2 separate regions of the Mus musculus genome follow, and region 2 is linked to region 1. Evidence: chromatin loops called from intact Hi-C (ENCODE). Cell type or tissue: left cerebral cortex. All regions are shown on one strand. Links, peaks and the distances in the headings refer to the core of each region. The heading gives the core; the rest is flanking DNA. Region 1 holds the start of Prkca (protein kinase C, alpha). Region 2 overlaps Prkca (protein kinase C, alpha).

Region 1 (12,352 bases), core at 1,409-9,408:
GATTTGCATGTCCCTAGCAAGAGACCTTCAAGATTCCTAACCACTGTGCAGTGGAGAAATGCAGATTCATTCTGAGAACCAGGGTTGAACCTGCAGGGTCATGGACTCCTATAGTTACAGACAGAGCTGTCTTCCAATGCTACCTCAGGGATATTTCAACCAAGCAATCTAGGCTGAAAGTTCATTTTAATGTGTCATAGATACTAACCAAAAAAGGAGAGAGAACAGGAAAAGAAAGGAGGAAAATCCAGAGGCCAGCTAGATGCAACAAACTCTGAGTAACTGCCTGGCACTTCATAGAAGCAGGTCACAAGTTTTTTTTTCAGCGGCTGCTTCCACCACTGTAATTAGAGATGGGCAGGGCTGTTGCTAACTCTGAGAAGGGAAAAAAAAGTGACTTGGCTCTGTCCGTTTCCAGTAGTGAAAGTAGCAGAGAGCCCCAGAGGCTCAGGCTCTGTGAGAGAACAGCAGCAAGGACCACTCGGTCCTAGACGCGTGCTTTTGGAAGCAGCTGAGGCAAGACAGAGATCCTGCCTGGACACAGACCTCCTTGCCCAACAGACTCAAACTTAGTGCTACCAATGCCTAGGCTACACAAATCTACTTTTCTCCCTTCCTTTCCCTGAAAAAAAAAAGGAAAAGAAGAGAAAGAAAACGTGAGTGAGGATTGATTAATTACCTGCTCCTGTTAGGGAGATGAAAAAAGCCCTGGAGTCACCAAGTTAAAAAAAAATAAAAAATACAGGAATCGGTAAGCAGCTATGAGCCTCACAGCCAACCTTTAAGAGATACAAAAAGACAAGGTTGTCTTGATCACTGACGATCTTAAGGAAGCTGTTTCATGGCTTCAGGGCCCACAGTGAGCTTTTTTTTTTTTCTCCCTAGTATTAAATGCTCTTGGTTTCATCTCCTCCAGACAGTAGATCTCACATGAGATCCTCCCGGTTATCAGGCCTAGTGACATCGTTGTGTACCCACAATGCAATAGAAACAAGAATGGCACAACAGCCACTGTGGGAGAACGCAAATAACTCAACAAACACTTCTCTGGAAGTTGCCCTGATTGATCCCATTTTACTAAATCTTGGGCCAAGGAGATAAACTTAAGTGTTCCACGTGTTGATCAAATCCCTTCTTCTAGTGATATAGATTCCGCTTTTAGGGCTGAAATTCATTTATTAATTTAGTATCATAATTCTTACCATCCACTAAGCAAAACTATGACAAAGCTATATTACTTGTGACACGGATATGTGGCTCTTATTTACAACATGTGCAAAGAAAGAAGAGGAAGAGAGAGGAAAAGCAGAGAAGAGAGGGAGGGAGGGGAGGAGGAGGAGGGAAGGAGAGGGAGGAAGGGGCAGGAGAGGAGGAGTAGGGTACCATTGCTACAACTATTTAACCTATTGACCAAAACAACAAACTGTTTCTGTAGCTAGAAAATATTGTCATCATACAAGAAAAACCCAATGTACTAAGAATATAAAAAGCTTCAGGGCTAGGCATAGTGGTTTATGCCTTTAATGCCAGCACTCAGGAGGCAGAAGTAGAATGATCTCTGAGAGTTCAAGGTCAACCTAGGCTTACACAGTGAGACCCTTTCTCAAAAAAATTTTTTTTTCTAAACTCAGGCTACTATTTGGAAGAAGGGGGCTGTCCAATGTTGTACATGATGAGTTCGTCTCCTGAATAGGAATAACTTTCTAATAACCAGAACCAAAGGAGAGAAAGTAGAGACATTAAACTGAAATGTATTCCAAGATGGTCAGGTGCTCAGAGAAAGACTGGATTTAAGATGGCATTAAAAGCAAGTCAGGCTGCCTAAGTACTGCTTGGGGAGTAAAAGCACTGCCCTAGGCAGAGCATCTTTCTTAATTAAGTTACCACAATAAGATACAATATGGCCACAAGAAGTCAAGCACAGATGATACACACTAAACAAGATGTAGCAGCAGCTAGAACTTCTAAATAGCATCATCCTTGAAAAGGTTACTAGGAATTAAAATGTGTTTGCACTAGGGGGATTCATTACTTAAGGCAATCAAAAGGTAAATTCTTTAAAGCCAAGAACTGGCTAGAAAGCATTCTTCTCTAATTAGTGTATTTGTATTTGTGTATAGTGTGTTTGTCCATGTATTATTGTAAATCTAGTAAAGAAATTCACAGAAGAAATACAAATGTCTACTGCACATGGGGCAGGGCTTTGACCTCACTAATAGCCCAGGAGACAGAAGTTAAATGTAAGGTCCTCTTCCCCTGACATTAGCAAAAGATAAAGCCAATTTCTATAGCAGCCTCTCTACTCAGAGAGTGAAGGGAAGGGCAAGCACACCTTACATTCATAGTGAACTGTACATTGGAGCCCTTTTGGACAATTTTACGGTTCCCATTAAAATTTAGAATGCGCACCTCCACACTTCTAGGTATCCATTCTAGAAGCACCTACACTGGTTCCCAGGGATACTCTCTGTAGTGTGTCTGGGTGAACTTAGTAGCAACTGACATCCCCAGTGGAGGAGACAAGGGTGAATAACCACTTCGTAGAATCAGACAGAACTGAGGCTGGCCCAGGCAGCTACTTAGCATCTGCTGAGGAAAAACAATGAACGCACCCTGCGCAGATAACCTAAGAGTTCAATCTCTTACAATTAAAGTGTACACCAATGGAAACTAAATGGGTATTTTAAAAAGACATTCTCCCTGGGAGGTAGAAAGAGAAAGGAGTGGACTCTTTCACCTTTTAAACATTTTATGAGTATATTTTTTAAAAAGAAACCATATAAAAGGGAGTTATGAGGCAGGAGGCTATTGATCGGAGAACCCACTGGAAGCTCAGCACATACAGTGTAGGGAATCTCACAGAACTGGTGACCCCCAAACCACGACCACACTGTTACTTTATCAACAATACCTGCTCTGGCCAATGAGCTGGCAGAGACCGGATGACTCTAAATCATTGTCATGGGGGAAAAAAATGATACCGTTTTAAAACAACATATCTACTTTCTCCTGGACAATTTGAGGAAATTCAGTAACTATTTTTCTTGTAAGTTTCCATAGGCTCTGACTCAAACGGAAGCCAAATGAAAATAGTAACAGACTTAGATCTCATTTGCATCTTTGAATTACCTAAAATCGCATTCAAACCTAGACCCAAAACCAAGTGCATAGAATTCGGGCCCAGAACTTTGAGAACCAAAGTCTTTCTTTCATCTGCTACAAAGGCTGATGCAGCCGGCTTGCCTCTACGTTTAAAAGGAATACCCAATACTCAAAACGCCTCATTCAATCAGAATTCTAAGCACACCATGGAATTAAGAAAGGTACAGTATTAATGATCATTATGCTATAAAATGTCCCTCTCTAATATGTCTTGGAAACAAGGTCACCAAATTGGAAGTTTACAAAAAGATAAGCAACTTAATAACACACCATCCCTTGTAAAATAGAAAAGCACACGCTGTGTTTCTCTCTAATACACTTATTAAGAGACAGTCATAGGATGGTATTTTCCAGGCTAGAATGTACTTTCCACTTGCCCTAATAATAAACCTATGCCCAGATGGGAAATATAACTGGAACTAAATAAACATGCTATAGGCGATGAGCAGAGAAGCCAGCAGGCGAGCCAGGGAACTTGAAACGCCTTCTCGAGCTATAATGGAGTTATTTATCTAACTCAACAGATAAGACAGAGAATATAAAAAGTTAGATATTTGATGGCTGCTCACCAATGGTGGCTGTGGTGAACACAATGCCATTGTAGGTGAGGGAGGAAACCCCGTGGGGCCCTGCCACAGGAGAGCATGCATGAAGTATGGAAGCAAGCTGGAGGAAAGGCGCACCGCACAGTGATCCTAGAACTGTCAATCACTCTATATCACTGACGTAATGTCAAAGTGTGCATACTTTGTTCCTGGTGGCAATGGGTGATCTACACAACTTTCTTGAAATTATGTATAGCCTAAAACTAATTACCTCGGGTATACAATGTATAGGGTGAAAAAGTTCAGGAAAGAAAGGGGGGAAAATGTCACATGAATACAAAGCAATCCTTCCCCCCCCCTTTTTTTTTCTAAACACCCACACAAAGACAGAAGTTTCTGACAGGAATGTTCTCAGCAAAAAAATAAAATAAAATAAAATTACAGGACGGCTTTTGCTTTTTTTTTTTTTTCTTTCAATGAACAGAAAAGGAAGTTCTATGTGCAGATTACTAGGCAATACTATGGTTTTTTTTTTTTTTCCTTAAAAGGAACACACTATCATCACTTGTGTTTTGAAAATATTATCTAAGTAACATATCTTTCAGATCACAAAGAAACGTTGAGCAGAAGAAGTACAGTTCCCGTGTGCAGTGCTCACTTCTGGATGTACTTGGACATGAAGCCCACCGAGGCAGCTTACCTTGGCACTGGAAGCCTTGTTTCCCAAACCCCCTGGAAAACAGAAAACAAGAACAAACATCTTAGCATGCTTCCCACCGAGACCACATTGTAGCAAGTTACATGAGCGAGTACTCTACAAGGTCTAAAAGTCTATACTTGAAACCCAAGGGCTCAATAAGGAAAAAATACCCCTAAGTATTTAACTAGAAGCCTGTGTGCATTTATCTTTTTAAAAATAACCAAGTAAATCTGTCTATAAAGGACCGCTGAACTGTTACCAAGTTTCTATCTATCTGGTCTTTTCCATTTTGTGATTGGTATTTAAATTTCAAAATAAGAACATGACTTCAAACTTAAAATTGTTGCTTACAATACTCTGACAAAAGGGAGCTTGTGGTTTAAAAATTGGGGGTGGGGATGGGGGTGGGCAGGGGCTTACTTTTTAGTCCTGAAAACAAAGAAACTTTTTCTCCCTAAAGACAACCAAAAAGTAGCTTGTTAGAAGTTTGTTCCAAATAGTATGTGTCTAAGAACTGTCAAATAGTAGCACTGTTTACAGTTCATCTGGGCTGCTGAAGGAATCCGATTTGGTGTAACATCGCTGCTATAGCTTGTGTTTGAGATTATCTGTGGTCCAATTTTCACTGAGAACCACTGGCATTCAAAGTCTATACTGAGACTACTCTGCTCTTGTAAATCATTTTAGAGAATTGACTCTGTAAGCACAGAGTCCTGACATGGATATTTGACTACAAACACTGTTCCAGCAGAACACGCTGCATCAAAATGTTCTCAGAGGTGGCTCATAATCTCTTGCTTTGCAGAGCATTTTAAACTTACAAAGCACTCTACATTCCTTTATAATTATCTTAATGTCATCACCCTACCCCCCCCCAAAAAAAAAAAAAACCAAAAAACCCTAGGTTCAAATATTTAGCTTTAAAATACAAGTGCTTAAATACTGAAATTAAATTGCAAACCAAAGACTCATAGAAGCCATAATGAAAGAAACCAGAGAAATTAAATCCACTGCAAGATGGTCTTGGTGGGGTTGCCTGGCCATCCAACTGACTGCTTTCAGATTAAATGAGGCTCTTGTGCTTGTGTGGAGCTATTCAGAGCAGGAGGGAAAGGGAACCTTTCTCTTCACATCGCAGTGAAGCCGGTACCCTGAGGATCTCATCAGTTGGCCTGAGACTGGGTCTCTGGGCAGTGAGAGTGGAGACTGATTAGTGAGCTTGGTAAAAATGTACGTCGTTTTTCTAATGTATCTACTTCCTGTAGAAGTAATTATCACTCTGTCCCTTTTGACTAGAATCTCGCGGTTAACATGGGAGGCTGCAACCTGCCAAATGCAATATCCTCCCTTACCCCGGTGCTAGAGACTCATCTTAAGGAGCCTTATCTACCGTCACCCACTCCTTGAGCTTGATTGCTTCAGATGCTAACTACTCTATGGAGACTGTAAAGTGGTTGTGTTGTTCACCAAGGTGCCATGCTGAATGATTTCTTAAAAGAAAGGAAAAATCGGGCATCTTATTGGCACACTGATGGTGGGGTCCCCTTTTAATTCTCTTCTCTGGGTGGCCTGGATTCAGCACCATCTGTCCTATAGCCACTAGGATACCCCATTATGTATAAGGCTGACTGCTTGGTGTCTAGGTGCGCTTCGCCCCTTGCAGCTCCCTGCCCAGGAGGGAGCTAAGGAGCCCTGGCCATAGTTCTTGCTTCTAAGGTACTTCTTACTCCAAACACATGGACAAAAGAGTCAGGGTATCCCCAGGAAAAGCTGACACTTGGTGTTCAAAGTCGTGGGAGGGGGACGATTTCTAAGATATGATGGGGGTGGGGGGGACTGACATTTTGTAAATCTGATGAAAGCTGTAATTCTCTCACAAAAAAAATTTAAAAAGAAAAACATAAATCTGCATAAATCCAATTTTACCTAATTTCACAGGCTCCAGAGAGATAGATCCCTGAACCCTTCTTTTTATCAAGCCCCTCAGTTGCCAACGCTTGGCGTTCAGTGGAAATCACCTGAGCGCGGACACCTTTAGCCATTACAGTATTTTTCTTAAATAAGCCCTCTGTCCTCATCAACTGGGTTACAGGTTTAATCTCCTGTTGACAGGGTCTATTTTAAATGACTCCCTCTGCCCTCTGCCATTTGCCTGCCGGGTTAGCCCTCCTCCCCCACGGCAAGCTTTCAACAGTTTGCTGCCTTCCATCTCTCTCCCTCCCCTCTCTCCCCACTCTGGGCTCGGCCAGAAAAGTCAAAGTCTCCGTGCCCAGTAGAAACAGCCTACAGTAGGCAGGGACCCAAGGTTCCAGCGGAGTCCCAGCCCGACGCGAGGCACAAACACTCCCCGGAACGCGCCCAGCCTGGCTCGCCAGCAACTTGGAGCGGCGCGCCGCGGCTCCCCGCTACTCCCGGGCGTGTTTCTTGCGCGTCCTGGGGCCACTTTGACTCCAGCAATCTCTCTTTCCTGTCCCTTCGCTCCCATCAGGCCCATTGACCGCTCCGCTTGGTGACAGGGAAGACCTGTGCGCCCTAGGAGAGGCGAGGGGACCTTCCCCCTCATCCGAGTCACCCCGTGCAGAGCCAAGCGTCCCTTCAGGGCACCAGGGCATGCGTGGCAGCGCCGGGCCACTTTCCAGGGAGTGTCCCGCGTGGGTGCGCGCCTGTCACTCCTGGCGAGAGTTCGGACTCCGGCCAGGCACTCTAAGTTCTCGGAGGAGTCCTGGCCCTGAGAGTAAGGACGCGCCGGGGCTCAGAGACGTCCCCGAGCTTAAGTCCCGGGGACAAGCAGACCTGAGCCCCGGGGCAAAGGTGGCTCTTGGGTCCCCAGGGCTGCCGCGCGCACCTACCAGATGAAGTCGGTGCAGTGGCTGCAGAAGGTGGGTTGCTTGAAGAAGCGGGCGATGAATTTGTGGTCTTTCACCTCATGCACGTTCTTCTGCCTCAGCGCCCCTTTGCGGGCGAAGCGGTTGGCCACGTCCTGAGACGCCGTGGAGTCGTTGGCCGGGTAAACGTCAGCCATGGTTCCCCCCAACCACCTCTTGCCTCCGCCGGGGAGCAGCAGCCGGGGAGGGCCGGGGTGGGCGGGGGCGGCGGCCGAGGTGGCGGTGCTGATGAGGTGCGGTGGTGGCGGCGGTGGCCCGGGAGAGCCGGGCGGGCGCTGCGCTACTCGGAGCTGGGAGCCGAGCCGCTCTCTCTGGCTCTCTCCGGCTCTCTGGCTCGCTGGCTGGCCCCACGCTCACTGACAGCCCGGCGCCCGGCGCTCGCGCTTCCTACTCGCGGCGGCAAGAGGCGGCCCGGAGCGGCGCCGCCCACTGCGCATGCCCGGAGAGCTAGCGTGTGTATGTGTGCACGCGCGCGCGCGGCCTGGAGTAGGAGCGCGCGGGACGGGGACGCGCGCCGGGCGAGCCTTGGGCCTCTGCGCTCCGCTGCACAGAGCTGGACACGCAGACTGGGGGGCCCCTGTGAGCCCCGCCAACTGCCGAGGGCGGCGGTCGGGGAGAGGCCCTGGAGATGCCCAGCCCAGGAAGAAGCCGGGAGGGGCGGGTCCTTCTCCTCCGCCGCCCGCTTCTTTTTCCTCCCTTTTCCTCTGCTTCCTCCTCCCTCTTTTTTCTCCTCCTCTCCTTCCGCTCGTGGTGCCGGGCCTCCTCCTCTCCCCACCTTCCTCCACCCACTCACGCTTCTCTGCTCATGCTTTCCTCTTTCTGGGATGGAAGTTGTGCCCCGAAGGAACCCGGCACGGAGCGCTCCCCACCCCCACCCCCATGCCACCTTAGCAGGTACAGAGGTAGCTCCTTGTCTAGCTACCTGGACCCACAGGCATTTGGGGGTGGGGGGTTTGCTGGCTTTTTATCAGCCTCTTTCCCGTTTAACCTTTCACCTGACCAAAATGTCATTCTAGTCGTTTATGCCACTAAAATGCCCAAACCCTAACCCTCGCTCAGTTCCGAGTCGGTAAAAGGGAGCGGTTTTGAATAACTGATTGCCGGCTCTCTTACATCCCTTCGATCTTTGACCTGCAGTTCACCTGCTTATTATATAGATTTGTATGACAGTCGTAATAACCCGGTAAGATGCCAAAGGGCTTGCCCTGGTTTGTGATGTTATTCGTTGGCTATCAGAGCTGTGGTGCCCGAAGATGATCGGGCTCTCTTGATTTTACATGTCCAGAACCTTAACTTAGAAATCATTTTGCATCCTAAGCTAATTGCTGAAATACTGGCAGGTGTAGAGTTCAGCCAGAACATTTGTAAATTACCAAGTAAAACTGCTTGTGAAGGGGTAGCTGGAATGGATATGTATGCAAAGGGCGCACTTGGGGCTGGGCTGTCCGAGCGCCTGCTGAATATTTATTAGGTCTGCCTGGAGGATTCTAAACCTGGGACAGAGCAACCCTCTACCAACAAGAAGTTCATTGTCCCAATCGGCCTAGGGTGGTCCCAAACTCGAGGTAATACTCCTGTCACAGCTCCTGAGTGCTGGAATTACAGAGATGAGCCATCGCATCAGCTTCGTTTATTGTAGAATACAAATCCATTAAGACAATGTGCATACTTGAACTTGGACATGGTAACACCAGCCAGTGATCCCAAGAGGATCAGGAATGTAAGATCTCAAGTGCAGACTTTAAAAGAGGGAAATCGCCTGAAATACTAGCTCACAGCATATCCCATAAGCCACGAAGGACTATCCTTTTCCAAGATTGCCTAATTGTGACTCTTGACGAAAAGATAGCTTTTACATTTAAACAAGTGCAGGCAACTGAATAGCCATCAGTAGACCAGGCTCTTCACTGACCCATTTACAATCTGGTGAGCAAGTGTCTTAGGGTTACTACTGCTGTGATGAAACACCATGACCAATGGCAACTTGAACAGGAAAGGGTTTATTTGGCTTACATATCCTGAATCACAGCCCACTGAGAGAAGCCAAGCCAGGAGAGAACCTGAGGGCAGGAGCTGATTGCAGAGGCCATGGAAGATTGCTACTTACTGGTTTACTCAGCCAGGATCATGGGCCCAGGAATAACACCACTCACAATGGACTGGGCCCTCCTCCATCAGTCACTAGGAAAATGCACTACAAGCTTGCCTACAGTCCAATCTTATGGAGGTATTTTCTCAACTGGTGTCAGCTTGTGTCAAGTTGATAGGGCTACACAGCGCAGCCAGTACTGCTGGTGCTTGGTGATATTCTGTGGAAAGTGAATTTAAGCACTTCCAGGCCAAGGAGGCGAGCAGGGAAGAGGCAGGAGAAAAATGAAGAACAAAGCACACTAGGAAAATGGATCAAATTGTAAAATAAAAAAACAAAAACAAAAAAAAAAACAAAAAAAAACACATTATGGGTGTCTCAAACCATCCATGTTTAGTTGATAATTGTGCTTGAAATGGGGCATGGTGGAATGAAGCCACAACCCTTCACTCAGCCGTGTTTATCTGGGACAGGGGTCTTCCTCAAATATTTAATAAAGACAAGCTTCTATTTCCCTGGCTCACTGAGGGTGAAGCGGAGAGAAATGGAGGGTGGGGTTGCCTTGTGCATTCTTGAATATAAATAAGAGCCAGGCAGGCTGGGCATCAGCCTGGCATCTTCTGTGGGGGTGGGGTGGGGAGAGAAGTGATTGCTTTTGACTGTGCGTAGATAGGAGGGAGGCCATGTCTCTTTCCTTTCCGGTTGTGGCTCTACTTGCTAGCTTCTGTCCTGTGAGCATGAAGAGAAATGGCTAACTGAAAGCCCATTGATTGCTAGCTGGGCTGAGTGTGATTGCATCAACTGCCTTCATTTAAGCTCGCTCAGCCCAGAGTGAGTGGTGCACCCAGAGTGGAGAATTGTCAGTTACTGAGCAATACAGCTGCGCCTCTAGCATGGATAGGAATGGTTGGTCCCCATTCCCTCACGCTAGCCACCAATGGAGAAGACTAAGGAAGTGACCTCCTGAGGGGACAGTGCTCAGTGCTGGTGATTGTCTTTAATATGTTGTTTCCTAGAGAAGGTACCAGAAAAGAACTGAAGATAATGGGTGGAATGCAGCATCCATGTCTACCCTGATGTTGAAGAGTAAAGTCAGCACTCCTTGGAGAGGTGTCATCTACGCTATGGTGACATAGGAGCTTGGTGCCAGGGTCAAAGTCAGGGTCTTGAATTAATGTTTTCAAACGAGAATGGTTTACTTAATGTTGGTCGTCTTGACGTGCAGGATACAATTTGTTCTGTGAAGCCACCTGCTCTGAATTCCACATGAGCCATTTTTCAAACTGGGCAGTACGAACTGCTTAAGTATTGAAAAATCCTGTCATTATTTGGGCTTTTTCAACTTACTATGTAGAAAGCATGGGGAAAGGTAAGATGGCAAATTAGACTATAATCCGGCAGATAATTAGATTTACAGTGACTAGGAAGTCTGGTAATAAATAGACTAGGGTCCAAATGACAAGGGGACTATAAGGGCAGGGGCCATTGTCAGACAAGCTTTGAGAGCTGGTGAATAGAAGTCCCCAGCAGAGATGAGTGCCAGGCCTTCCAGACACAGTAGAATGGGAAGCAGCTAAAATCCAGGTCACGTACTCCTCAACAAGGCATAGACCTCTGTCTTCTCAGAAGGAGTGCCATTTTTTTTTTTTTTTTTTTTTTTTGTAACTCACAGAAAGATACTGTGGAGTTTAGTGGAGATCCCAGTAACACTCTACTTAATTCCAGTTTATGGCATGTGACCTGAAAGGACCTTTGGGTCTGTCTTTTAAAAGCAAGCCTTCACCTCTCTCAGCAACCTCTGTCCCACAGAGACATTCTGTATCACCATCACCCTTTGGCTCAAGCTGAAGGCCAAAGCGCCTTCCCATTCGTCCCTCCAGTCTACCCCCTCATCCAGTCTGAGAGGCGTCCCGTGTGCTCCTCACCCTGGACGGATCTCCTTTGTCCTTGGACCGCACGCTAGTATATGCCCAACATCAACTCTTCCCTGGACCACTGCACAACTGCTGACCTGACCTTGCTTCTGTTCTGATCCCTTTTAAGTTTAAGCTTCACAAGCAATTATCCTTTATCAAATGCCTCTGTTATTTTGTATGTGTGTGTGTATATGCTATTATGTATGTGTGCACATGTGCAGGGCACATGGATGAAAGGCAAAGGATAGGTTAGGCATTCTGCTCCATTATTCTCCAGGAGACAGGGTCTCTCACTGAACCCGGAAAGAGGCTGTCAGCCAGGAAGCCCCAGCAATCCTCCTGCCTCCACCCCACACAGTGCTGTAGTTATAGACACACCTGGCTTATTCATGGGTTCTGCCATTCAAACTCAGGTCCTCGTGCTTGGACAGCAAGCACTCCCAGCCACTGAGCCATCTCCCCAGCCACTGAATGCACCTGTTGGAAACTACTTTTCGTTTTGAATGAGTGTAAAGACGTCCTTTATTTAAGAAATAGAAATGCTGATTTCCCTTAAATTAAGCCATAAATAAACCTGGTCAAATAAAATAGGATGTTTTCCAAGGCAGTTTCTCTGGTTTAAATGTGGTTTGTCCCTGAAAACTTTGTGAGCTGGAAGCTTGTTTCTGAGTGTGGCAACGGTGAGAGGCAGTGGGGCTTTTAAAAGGCAGGGCTTAGCGGAAGGCAGATATTAAGTCATGAGCTCCACCCTGGCAGAGGATTACCAGAGTTCTTCTTAGATGGCATTAATACTTGTCTGAGCAGGTTATTATTATAAACTTGGTTGTGTGCAGTCCCTTCTATACACAGCTGTTTCTTTTTGTGTTCTTCCACCACCTTGTGACATATTCAGCAGGCTTCTCACCAGATGAAGCCATCCAACATGAACTGTCAGCCTCAAAGACTAAGCCAGAAAAACTATCTTTCTTTGTAAGGTATTTGACCTCAGGTATTTTGTTACAGCCACATAGAATTGTTATACAGACAATAGACTTAAAAATAGTGTGTGAGTTAAC
Region 2 (12,352 bases), core at 1,778-9,777, 120 kb before region 1:
TCAGTGGATCAGCTGCTATGTTTCCTCCACCCCAACTCTTAGAATAAGTCAAATTTAGGAGACCTTACTATTCAGACACTGCACAATGATACATGTGTCATAGAATCACACAGTACCCCAAATATTTATAACTTTGATGGTTCCATGCATCAGTTGAAATTAAATTTAGAGACTGGCAAAACAAATGTGCAGTTAAAAGCACTTGCCCCCAAGCCGCACAGCCTGGCTTCAATCCCCAGGATCTACATGGTAGAAGGAGAAAACTGATTCCCACAGGTTCTCCTCTGACGTCCACTGTACCGTGGCCTATGTGCACATACTGAGCTTGAGGGTAATGGATCTATGAGGCCTTGTTTCAAAAATCAAACCAATGAAATTATTACTATAGTCATATAGCCAAGGTCATGACCATGACTTCGGGCACAAGGGTCTTATGTGCACACAGTCAAGTCTACAGTCAATGATACTCGTGGGTTTCAGTTCATCACCCTGCATGGTCACTGGAGCCAAGCGAGCCCACTCCTTTAAACTTGCTCAGAAAACAAAACAACACAACTCTTGGTATAGGAAACAAGCCCAGAGCAAGTGTGAATTTTTAAACAAATCAACTTTGTGAGACAGGCCTGTAGCCCGTGAGCTGGATGGAAAACCTGCACTCATGAATGATTCATCCCTCGGACCTGCGGATGGATTACTCAGGGTCCCCGGGCAGGTTCTTCCTGCACGTGTGCTGTGTAACACTCACAGGCTTTGCGTGAGCTGCATGCTTCTAGAGTGAGAGAATAAAAGGTCAGGAAACAAGCACAGAGCAAGACTTGGGCCCTGAAAGAAAGCTAACACGCCCCAAATAATTATTTGCTTTAAAACTCTCTCAAGAGAGGCAGATCAATAACTGCACTAAAAGCAAATGGAGCCCCCAGAGTACAGCTGGGTGCCCCTCCTTGCCTCTCTACATGAACAGGGAAGAAATGGACAGAGAGGTGGTGTTTAAAACTGACAAATTCTCGCTAACTGAACACTAGAATAAGCTAACAGAGTAAGAATTAAGAAAAAATGAAACCCACCAATACTTTAAAATAGCTTTATTATTTATTTACTTATTTGGTGTGTGTGTGTGTGTGTGTGTGTGTGTGTGTGTGTGTGTGTGTGTGTATGTTTTGCTGTGATGCTGTGTTACTGTGTAGCCCTGGCTGCCTAGAACTCACTATATAGCCCGGCTAGCCTTGAACTCAAGGATCTGTCTGCCTCAGCCTCTGCCTCCCAAGCATTGGAATTAAAGGTATTTATCATCACACCTACTGTGAGCGCCCGACTCGCCAGCAAGAACGACGCCACAATAGGATCCTTCTGCACATGTTTATTGGGAGAGCATTGACTGCATAGGCGAAAGACCCTGAGCCCAGAAATGGTGCTGCTTATATAGGCCTAGGAGTGATGTGTCCATACTTGATTGGTTATGCTACCAGTACCTCATTAATATGCATCGGGCCAGGCAGTGACTCGGCAAAAAAACTCTTACGCACATGTGCACATTGGTTGTTTACCCATATTCATGGGCTGTGGCCAGTGGTAGCCAGCGCCATCTTGTAATGGTGTTTGCGGCTTCCCACAACCTACCTTTTTTTTTTTTTTTTAATCACTTGGGTACTGGGGATCAGAACTCAGGTCCTAAAGTTTTTATGCTTCATGGATTAAGCCATCTCTAGGGCCTCCTGGGATCCCACCATTAGTGTTTCCCAGGAGTGTTGCATGGTATACGTCTTCACTTTATTAACAGGGATGGAGAACGCCGTGTGCCCTTTTGGTGAGTACTCTCCAGGCTGTTCTTTGGATATAGCATCTCAGCGTGTTCTTTGGCGTTTCTGGTGAAGTCAGATTACCTTGTACCTATGTGTCTGTATACATATGTCTATATGTGGTGCTATAGCTTCAACTGTATAATTCCCCACCCCCCAGCAAGGCTTCATGAACCTGAGCATTTGGCCTCCGGCTGGTGGCTGTGATACCTTTTATACGTAGGGCCTAGCTAGCTGACACGGAGCTATGCGGGCAGGGCCTGCTGGAGCCTACTCTGTGCTGTGCCTTCCCTGCAATGTGTCTGTGAGCTAAAATAAACCCTCCTTCCCCTATAGTGCTGCTTGTCATATATTTTATCACAGTAGAGAACAAGTAAAAATTATATATGAAATATATAATAAAATATAATACATAATGCTGTGTAGCCAGGGCAACTAATATAAGTGAGAAAAGTCTAGGTTTAAATCCCAACTCCATTCCTTGGCACCATAGCAAACTTTGCAATTTATCTTACATCTCCAAGCCCCTATCCCTCCTCTATAAGTTGGGGTGAAATGAGCATGTCAAAGGCTGGGCACACAGTCAGCATTTAAAAGGTATTCCTTCCTCCCATTCCTGCCCTGTTCTTTGTTTGCTATTATATAACACAGGAATGTCAACAGGCAAACTTGTGAAGACACAACTAATCTTAAAGGGGGGGGGGGTCCTACACATATAGAATATTTTGCTAGGGTTTTTTTTTTTTTACGACAACAGTTTCCAGTATTTAGCCTTTTCTAACTACAAGGTTAGGAGTTGACTTCATGTCTGCAACAATTCACATAGAACCTTCTTCCAACGTCTTAAAGACAGAGACTTCAAGACTCTGATAAAAGGGGCACTACCACTGTGTGTGCTTCTAAAACATGTGCTTCTCTCTCTCTCTTTCTTTCTTCCTTCCTTTCTTTCTTTCTTTCTTTCTTTCTTTCTTTCTTTCTTTCTCTCTCTCTCTCTCCCTCTCTCTCTTTCTTTCTTCCTTTCTTCCTTCCTCCCTTTCTCCCTTCCTTCCTCTCTCTCTCTCTCTCTCTCTCTCTCTCTCTTTCTTTCTTTCTCTCTCTTTTTATTTCAATACTGTCTCTTAACCTTCAAGTTTTAAAATGGTATGTTCTCACCCAGCAGGTAATTTTGAATCCCAGTGATGACTTGACTGAGAAATCATAGATGTCCCAGCATGGCTTGGTTGGAAGCCTGACACTGGTGTCAGGCTGCTTGCTCCAGGCCATCTTGACAAGTGAGAGAGGGCAGAGGAGCTTATGTATAAAATAGACCCACGAAGGTATTGAGCCTCATCCCATCATCCCAGAAAGACAACTGATGTCCACAGGAGTCCAACATACCCTGGCAGCTTCCCTGACTAGTTAATGGTCCTGGTCAGTAGTTACTGAGATTTCTAGAGCTGGGTGCTTAGCTAGCTTTGGTTGCAACTTAACATCAGCAGCAACCACAAGATGGTCTAGCCTTGCACACTAAGAAGCCCTATGTAAGACCAGAAGCTCTACTGTGAACATCTAAAATACCAAGCGCCACCATGACATTGAAGAAGTTCTGGATTCTGGAGAATCTCACATTACAGGTGCTCAAACCATAAAGTCTAGGCACATTTTTTAAACCCTAAAAGCTCCAAAATCTAAAGCACTTCTCTCAGGTGTGATCACTTCATGCTAGACACCTAGAACAGCTGTCAATCAAGGCATACCCGGGATGTCCTGGCTAGCATAAACCACCGGAATAACTCCATGCCAGCTCTCACCTCTCTACGCTGTGTCTCTCTTCTACCACAGGGAGCATTCATCCAATGCTGTGGTGTGACCATCAGCAAAGCAACAAGATAGGCTGGACATACATTGCAGCCCAGCAGCGCTCTGCTCAAGCCAGCTCCCTGCCTCTGACTCTGGAAGGAAAGCAAGCCAGCAAGGGGGTGGGGGTGGGGGGATTCTCTAGTTTCTGTCTTCTTTCGCTTTTCTTTCACTTACTTATTTCAAAGTCAGCCCCCAAACCATCTCAGACAGGGGCAGAGGGATCACACAGCTAGCTCACATACGACCGTGTAGATGGAGGATGACAGTGCTTGAGGCTCATCGCCATCCATGGAGGGAGCATGGGGATTTTTGAGCACTATCAACTCTGGACTTGAGGATCGATCGATCATGGCCTCCTATAGAACCTCCTTTAGAACATCAATTGAAAACTGCTTTTACAGCTCTTACACATAGGTTGGACATAGGCACACTTAGAGTGGGCAGTAATGTATGTCTTATGTTGATCAAAAAGTACAAAGAGAGGATGAAGAGGTACAAAGGAATGTTTAATAGTTTCCAAGGCTACCCACCAGTGGCTTAGACAGCAGGGCGTCGTTGCTCTCTAGTTCTGCAAAGCGAGATGCCTGAAATCCAAGTGCTGACTCAGCTGATCCCCTCTTGAAGCTCTGGAGAGGATCTTTTCCTTGTCTCCCTCTCAGTCTCTGGTGCTTCCTGGCATTCTTTGGTTCGTACATGCATCATACCAACCTCTACCTCTGCCATCTCCACTACATTCTGTGTATTGTCACGGCCACTGAGTTGAGAGCCAGTGTCCACCTAGAGAGACCTCACAGGAACCAACCATAATGTCTGAATAGAGATCGGCCACATTGTGAGGTGACACATGGACATGAACTTCGGAAGGACACTGTTGGAGTGCCACACAGAGAAACCAGGAGGGAAGCATGGGGAAGGCAAACAGATGAGGAGAGCCATGCCTCCAAAAGAGGTCTCTATGAACTCTGTGCTCTGCAGGCCTGACCCAGACACCAAGGCATGAACAGAGTGCAGCGTGCGCTTAGGTTTCTTCCAGCCCCGAGGTCTTGGATTCCAAGTGGAAGGAAATCTCCCACCCACACGTTAAGAACCCAGTTCATCCAAATGCCACAGCAGGCTGTTTGCTATAAGTCGGTGAGGATGAGTGAGCTTGGCACAGTGGATCAGCGCTTACACAATCAGAGATACTAGGATAATCTTTCTTGGTCTATAAACTCACAAATGCTTCTGCATTTAACCATCTTCCTGGCGGCTCCACTTGAAACGTTCTTGGGGGCCTCTCTTTTCTCAGAGCACCCACCCCCAGCCAGACACACAGAACCATCTTAGAACCTAGAAGTCCAGGCAAGGGATGGCGTCTGTGTGATTATGAGAGGCAGTTCCCACCCCCCAGGCACACTTGTGAAGGGTGGGGAGAGCCAACTAAAATTAATGAACTTTTCCTGCCAAAAAGAGCTCGGCTCCCAATTCGGTCATGTGTTGCCAAATAGACAGTGTGAATGAAGTCAGCCTGCGAAGAAAATAAGAACATTCCAGAGGAGCAGGAGTTGGAGACACGCTGTCCCTGACTTCAGCACACTGATCTAAAGATATCCCCCACCCCAGCAGAAGCAGCCCAGACCTGTAGCTGATTCACCCATAGAATGTTTCTCTCCACAGCGCACTCAATATTTTGTAGCCTCTTGTTAATTCCCACCTCCCTTCTGTAAGCCCCTTTGTTACCTGGTCTCATCCTCTGGCTCCTCTGAGCTCAGAGGAGGCCCCTCTCTTTCTCTGACCCCAGCCATGGTCAGTGATAACAGGACCCACAATACCTACCTAAGTCTTAACTCCTCCACCCTTTACATCACAGTCTGTTTTCCCCTATACCATAATAAAAGAATCTGATGTCAACAGCCCCGTGGCACTCCTGGGTCCTTACCACTCTCAATGTACTTGGCAGAAGACTGTCAGCCCTGAACAACTTTCCCCAGGAAGCTGGCATGCTGAAGGGAGAGCCACAGGGCCTTAGCACCTGCCAAGACAGCCATGTGCAAGTGCCTGCCCCAGGGAGGACAATAGCCTGGCTCAGCTAGCGCAAACTATAATTGAAGCTGAATGCAATTAATTGTATAATTCTGAGTCATTTCAGATTAATTCTGCTAAAATTCAAATCCTAAAAGTAGGGCACGAGAAAAGAATCAGTTTCACAAAGAAATCAGACATAAATAAAGTCTACACCAGCCCTGGGTTTTTGCCCAACACTGAGAGCTAAGCACAATAACATTGGAGTTATCAATCAAAAATAAATTTAACCCAAATACAATGATATCACAACCCACAGTTTTAGATGCTAAAAAGCCTAAGCAGCCTTGTTATTTGGTCTAAGAAAAAAAAATGTTATGATATTTGGATGCCTGTGTCTGTCTACTCCCGGAGACTTTCATGTCATTCAGTCTGAAGTGGATAATGAGGACCACAAGAACAATCAAACCAGCTGTAGAAGCTGCAGTCAGAAAGATGGGCGTGGCCTGTGGGAGACCAGATGGCCGCACTTAAACCCTGGTTTCCACTCTCTCCTTGGGACCTCCTCGAGTTCCAGTTCCTGCTTCACCACGGAGCCTCCTGACTTCATGGGAGCCTTCTCTGTGGTGTCAGGCATGGATATGCCATGGCCCATGGCCATCTAGCCAGTAGGAAGTGAGCGGAGGTAGACTTCTGCATCCGGACTCAGGCCTCTGGGGTGTGGAGGGCTGTCAGCTTCCGCCTCCCAAATACTTCTGAACTTACAAAGACAGCAAACGCAATCAGGGAAACAGTGAGGGGCTCTGTGCACACAACATGGGGACTGGGTGAGTTCCTGTGTCTTTGGAGAAACACCCAAGGTTCCAACGGGGTTCAGAAAGCTGGGGTGGAACTCAGTGGTAGAGTCATGCCCTGATGCGTGAGGTCCTGGTTCTGTGGCTGACCTGGGAGTGGGGTTAAGGAGAGTTCGCTCTAGAACCATCTGTGGGCTTTTGGAATCTAATTTTACATTGAAGTGTGCAAAGCTCTGTTCTTAAAAGCATCTGTGCCATGAAAACAAGCAGAGCCCGTCTGCATCTTGTGACCAAACACTCCAAGAAGTTCTTGGAAATTGAAAGGTCTCAGGAGGAACCGGAAACCTCAACACCCATCAGGGCAGTTCCTTATTCCTGTCGCACACAGCTGCGCTGCCTGCTCCTCGACACTTCTTGTCAGCAGATGGGTTCCTGTGAGAACAGATGATCCTCTCTGTAAGTGCCCACACAGAGGACTCTGGAAACACCTGTGTTGAACCAGGACTCAGGGTCCCATTCCAGTCAGCTCTGGGGCCTGGGCCACTGTCAGACACCAAGTGGCTTGTGAGGGACAGATGGGGGCTCTCCTGAGGTCACTTAGTGTCCAGCTATACGAAAGCTGTGAGGACACAGACATTTCTCCAGACAAAATGAAGCCACTGGCAGTATTTTCCAATAAGCCCAATCCTCTAGGCTCCGTGGCTAGGAGGGTCACCCACTGCCTGTACTGATTCAGTCGGTTTAGAAACGTCTCTGTGACACAGGGGGGTCATAAACAACTTCATATAAATGAGAGACGTGCTCAGCAGAATGAGAGGCCTGCTGGAGGCTGCGAGGGAGGAAGCACTAATCTGATTTACTCCCCGGCGATGTCCCGTTTCCAATCCAATTTTCTGGACACTGAGATGGAGACAGGATCGAAATGGTATTTGCCAGGAGCAAGAAGAGAGATATTTCTGTCCCCTGGCCTTTGTCTTTATTAGAGATCAGCCCGGAGTGAGCCAAACTCTATAGGAAGCCCAGGGTTCATAACATGACTTTGTGTCAGAGACTTTGATTCATGGTCTTGGCTGGCAGGCAGGGCTGTGGGCAGAAGACGGGGACCCAAGCTCTTTCCCTGCTGGGCCCTGACATAGTGGGGATCGGTTGCCTGGGCACTTACAGGAAGGGTTCTCTGATGATCGAAGTGCAACCAACTCATCCATAATAGCTGTCCAGCCCTGGACACTGTGAGAATATGAACATTTAAGTTTTTCCTCCGAGTAGGCTAATTAGGGGAAAAAAAAATCAAAGCTACTAGCATTCTGTGAACTAACACAGTTTCAATCATGTGTGGCTTACATGCTATCAAAACAAAAGTCAAGGGACTGGACAGATGGCTCTGCTGTTCAAAGCACTTGCTGCTCCTGCGGAGGACTGGAGTTCAGTTCCAAGGACATCAGCTTCTATCAGAGTCTGTCATTAGCATTTCTGCTCACAGTCGAGGGGGAAAACAGAGCGCCCAGTAGGCATGGCTGAAGCATTTAAATGTCACTGGACCAATGCGTAGACTTTGCTTCCCTCGAAAGACAGATCACACGCTAAGTTGCCAAGTTTAATCTGTTTTCATCCACATACCATTTAGTTAATGATCAGGAAAATCAGAGAAAGGACAGCGACAAACTTGGGATACATTTGCCTCCTGGATCATCAAGAACTTATCGCCCCTCTCCTTCCTCATTAGTAACACACGGGTTGGGGGGTGGGGGAAGCTACAGAAGAGGCCAGGGAGTGAGTTTCACTTTCACCCAACCCCCAAAGCCTCACTCAGCAGGGGAGACACAGGAGGCAGTTTGAGGGAGCATCTTGTTCAGCTGTTGGTACAGCAGCGTCAGGAACAGGGTGATCTGGTCCCATCCACTCAGCATCTTCCTAAATTATCAAGCAAGATCTCCTTAAGGTCAACATAGAAGGAGGCAGGGGATGCTTACTGGGCAGGTTAGATGCCAGATACCAGCAGCTTGGACCTGCTGCTGCGCTTGTTGCTTTATACGCAAGCTGACGCATAGGCCACACTAAGCTCTCTGAGGATGAATTTCTGCCTGGGGAAAGGGGTCAGCACAGGGATGGGTGTGGAGTTCTGTTGAAAACAGCTCAATTTCTTTACATACTTTCTTAGAGCTCACACACTTTTTTTTTTTTTAAGTTTAGAGTTTTTCAAACATGGCATAACCTTCTATAATGTACTATGAAAACCACACAGTCTGTAGTAGTCCTAGCACTTGGGAGACTGAACCAGGAGGATCAAGGGTTTGAGGCTAGCCTGGACTACTTAGTCAACCCCAAGCCAGCCTGGACTACCTGAAGTGTTTTGTCACAAAACAAACAAAGGGGTACTGGGGAGATGCCTCGGCTGCCATCTGCAAGACATGGGAGGATCTGAGTTCACCCCAGATTCCATATGTGGAAGCGAGGCACAGCAATGCATGCCTGCAGTCTTAGTACTGAGGAAGCAGAGACAAGGGGATTCCCCTGGACCTCACTGGCCAGCCAGCCTAGCCTAACTGGTGCACACCAGGCCAGGGAGAGAACCTGTCTCCTAAGCCAAGGTGGGCAGCTCCTGGAGAATGACCCCTGAGGTCATCCTCTGATGTCTACATGCACACACTAGCGCACACGCACACACAGACACACATACATGCATGCATTTGCACTGTCCACACAAGAACATAGAGGGGCACACACAATGAAAGGAAAAACACATTTCACACATGCACATCTGACTGACAAAAATTTGGCCACATTGTTAGTTTGTTTGTTTTGTGTACGTGCATGGGGCTGGGACCATGCACACGCCATGGGCTACGCATCTGAGGTCAGAGCAGAACTTGAAAGAGCAGGTGTTCTCCTCCTGCCACATGGGTACCAGTGACCAAATTCAGGTTTATAAGCTTGACAATAGCTGGGCTATCTCACCAGCGCACAAGGTATTCTTTAAGATCTACATTTGTGCCTTCGAGCATCCTTGTCCAAGTGGACTGGGTGATGATGTCACGGCAGCTTCCCATCTTTCTCCCGTCGTCCTCCCAGTGCACATTTTGGGGATGGAAAAAATATTGCATGAATATCTCCTTAGGCTTTGTAAAGGGATCTAGGCTGTAGTTGGCTTTTTCATTTGTTTGTTTGATTCACTTTTTTTTCTTTGCTTGTTTAACTTGATTGTAAATAAGTCACATTAAGTCAAGATGCAGGGAAAGCCACAGTGAATTCTTTTGAAGCCACAGACATTTGCTGTAACCAGAGTACTCCATCTTTCCCCACTGCATCTCATCACTACATTTAAAGCTTTGTATAAACTGATCCTCAGAATAAAGGGTAGGCACAGATACAGGCAGGGTGTTTCTAAAGATCACCAGCATTTAGAGGCTGTTTTCTCCCAATTTTCCACCCTCGTTACATGGAGCGGTTTTGTGGCACGGTGCCTAACTGGGCCCAGGGAGCACCACGCAGCTGCAACGGCACACTCATTTCTACCAGGCATCTTGATTTTCAAAACCAACTTCAGCTTTTTTTCTGGCACCAAAGCTGCAAAATCCACCCCTCCCTTGACCTGGATCTCTCCCCACCCCCACCCCCCCACCCCAGTACCATATTCATGAGGACATATTGTAACATGACATAAATGCCTAATGATCCTTGTTAGCCTCAAGTTCAGAAGCACTAAACACACCCTGAGAGACTAGCAACTAAGCCAGAACGGGACTTCAGTTGCTCAGGAAGAGACACACAATGAAACACAGGGAGATTTCGGTCAGAAGACCCCGTGCGTCACAATCACTTTTCCCCACCGTCAGAGAACAGAGGGGAAAGGGTACCCCAAAGTCTGTCAGAAGCGAACAGTGCTTACAGGATTCTACAAGGTGCACACTGATGGAGATGACTGGGCCTGCTCATCTATCTGAGGCAAGGTTTGTATATTTAGTGGCAGAGTCTACACTTGGTCTAGGTCTCTGAGAGAATGTTTTTGCAGATCTCTGGAGTCAGCCAAAAAAAAAAAAAAAAAAAAAAAACAACAACAAAAAAACGGGACTCAAACATTCTTCCTTTACTCCTGATTCCTAAGTCAGAAGACATACTTAATCATAATGTAAACACTGTACCAAGAGGGCTGGGAAGACGGTTCAGTTAGTAAAGTGCTTGCCTTGCCGTACAGGCAAGAAGTTCCATCCTCAGAACTCATGTAAGAAGCCTGGCATGCTGTTTCGCATCTGTAATCCCAGCACTGGGAAGGCAGAAATGGGAGATCAGTGGAGCTCTATGACCAGGAAGCTTCACCAAGCTGGTGAGCTCCCAATTTAGTGACAGAATTATCATGCAGAATCCGGTAGAGAGACACTGAAGAGCATACCCCATGTTGACCTTTGCACAGGCACACACACACACATTTCAAAGCACACCACTGTGCGACCTTCTTCAGCATCGTATGGTCGCATGGATGCTATTCACACCAGGCATTGCTTGTGAAGCAATGAAGGAAGGGATGTTGGGGCAGGCCTATGCGAGCATGGTCTGGGGCCCCTGGCGATGTCCACAGCTAGAGCGTTATCTCTGCCTCACGTGGAATTGTTCTAGCCTTCTGAGAAGCCAGCCTTAATTAGATCTTCTCCCGGAATGCTTTCAATTATGCCTGTGCCTGAATAATCTAATAATCGGGATCCCTCCTTATCACTCACTCCGTCAGGAAGTCTTCCATTTGAGGCAATTGGTAATTGTTCTCAATGGTCTCTTACCTTCAATCCTTCACCTTCTTGTGTGTCAACAATAGCCTAGACCCACTGAACCCAGCTGACAGTGAAAACAAATGACCCATGTTCCTCTGCTGGGGGTAGAGCTTGAGTTCCCCCCCCCCCCACACACACACACACATTTTCTTGCAGCCCTGTCTGGGTTCCGCCTAACATGCCTAAGAGCCTGAAGAGTAAGAATGGAAACCCCAGGAAGTTGCTCTCTCCGCAGTGGAAAACAGCTGGTGAAGTGGGCTTGGTTGAGAAGCCCCACCCTGGGCCACTGCTGCAGACGTGATGCCCAGGTGACCCCATCAGGGGCACGATGCTATGAACTCTAGCGCCTGTGCATGCAGACATTCGAAGGTCCGGCTGGGTCGGCTGGGTCAGGTCTGCGGTATGGCGCTGCATGGGATCTGTGCGCTGTGCATTCTGAGTAGTGGAGAAAGATGCCCGAGCGCTCCAGAAATGGAGTAGGGTTTTCTAAAATGCTAAGAAAAGATACAAGGATGCGGAAGAAAATTGTATTTTGCTCTTGGAAGTTTTATTGTCTCTGCCAGGTGCAAACAAGGGCTGCCGAGGTGGGAGTACCTCTCCACAAATAATTCGCAAACCCGACCGCTAAAATTAAGCGCCTACGTAGACAGATGACAAGGGAGAAAGCCTTGATTCACGAGCAACACAGTTCTCCACAGAAAACCAGAGATGCGCAGCTTTATGGGCCAGGCAACGAGGTTCCTGGAGTCCAGAGGCAGGGGGCTGAGACCCTGAGGCCTCGCTGCTGGTCATGCCTTAAAAAGAAGCCTCTCTAACAAGTGACCTGACAGTGGCTGTCACTAAATCCAAGACACCAATCCACCGCAGAATAAGCTGGTGAGAAATAAACTATTTCTAGCCAGTAAAGTGAGACACACTATCAGGTGAGATGCCTCCAAGTTCCAGAGCACAGTCATCTTGAGTTGATAAGAGGATTACAGACTAGCTTCTTCTCTCTGAAGCTGCCTGAACAAGCTGTGTGCGGGGGCCCCAATGTCAGGGGCTCCATATACGTACAGCCTCTGAGTTTTGTAATTAACCTGCTAGGCTTTATCCTTGTCTCTGTCTTTGTCTCTCTGTCTCTGTCTGTCTCTGTCTGTCTCTGTCTGTCTCTGTCTCTCTC

Evidence for each region. A loop is a pair of places that touch in the nucleus more often than their neighbours do. Peaks named below come from ENCODE experiments on the same cell type or tissue, not always from the same donor. Only the 100,000 strongest peaks of a DNase experiment are listed, where the experiment ranks them.
Region 2: it touches region 1 in a loop (8-fold over the local background); 9 of 42 quality-filtered maps call a loop at or near these places.

What each region holds. Positions count from the first base shown.
Region 1 is chr11:108,336,239-108,348,590 of GRCm38, forward strand. It overlaps Prkca (protein kinase C, alpha), which reads right to left and starts at 7,650. Exons shown (of 17, transcript NM_011101.3): 1 at 7,257-7,650; 2 at 4,408-4,439. The coding sequence starts at 7,429. In left cerebral cortex, for the core only: no CTCF peak of the experiment used is centred there; DNase peaks (open chromatin) are centred at 3,078, 5,531, 5,840, 5,983 and 5 more places; H3K4me3 peaks cover 3,695 bases; H3K27ac peaks cover 2,494 bases.
Region 2 is chr11:108,216,555-108,228,906 of GRCm38, forward strand. The region is part of intron 2 of Prkca (protein kinase C, alpha); the gene reads right to left. Among named protein-coding and RNA genes, the nearest start is that of Gm11655, 50 kb to the left of the region's middle. In left cerebral cortex, for the core only: no CTCF peak of the experiment used is centred there; DNase peaks (open chromatin) are centred at 5,075, 5,679, 6,307 and 6,798; H3K27ac peaks cover 3,074 bases.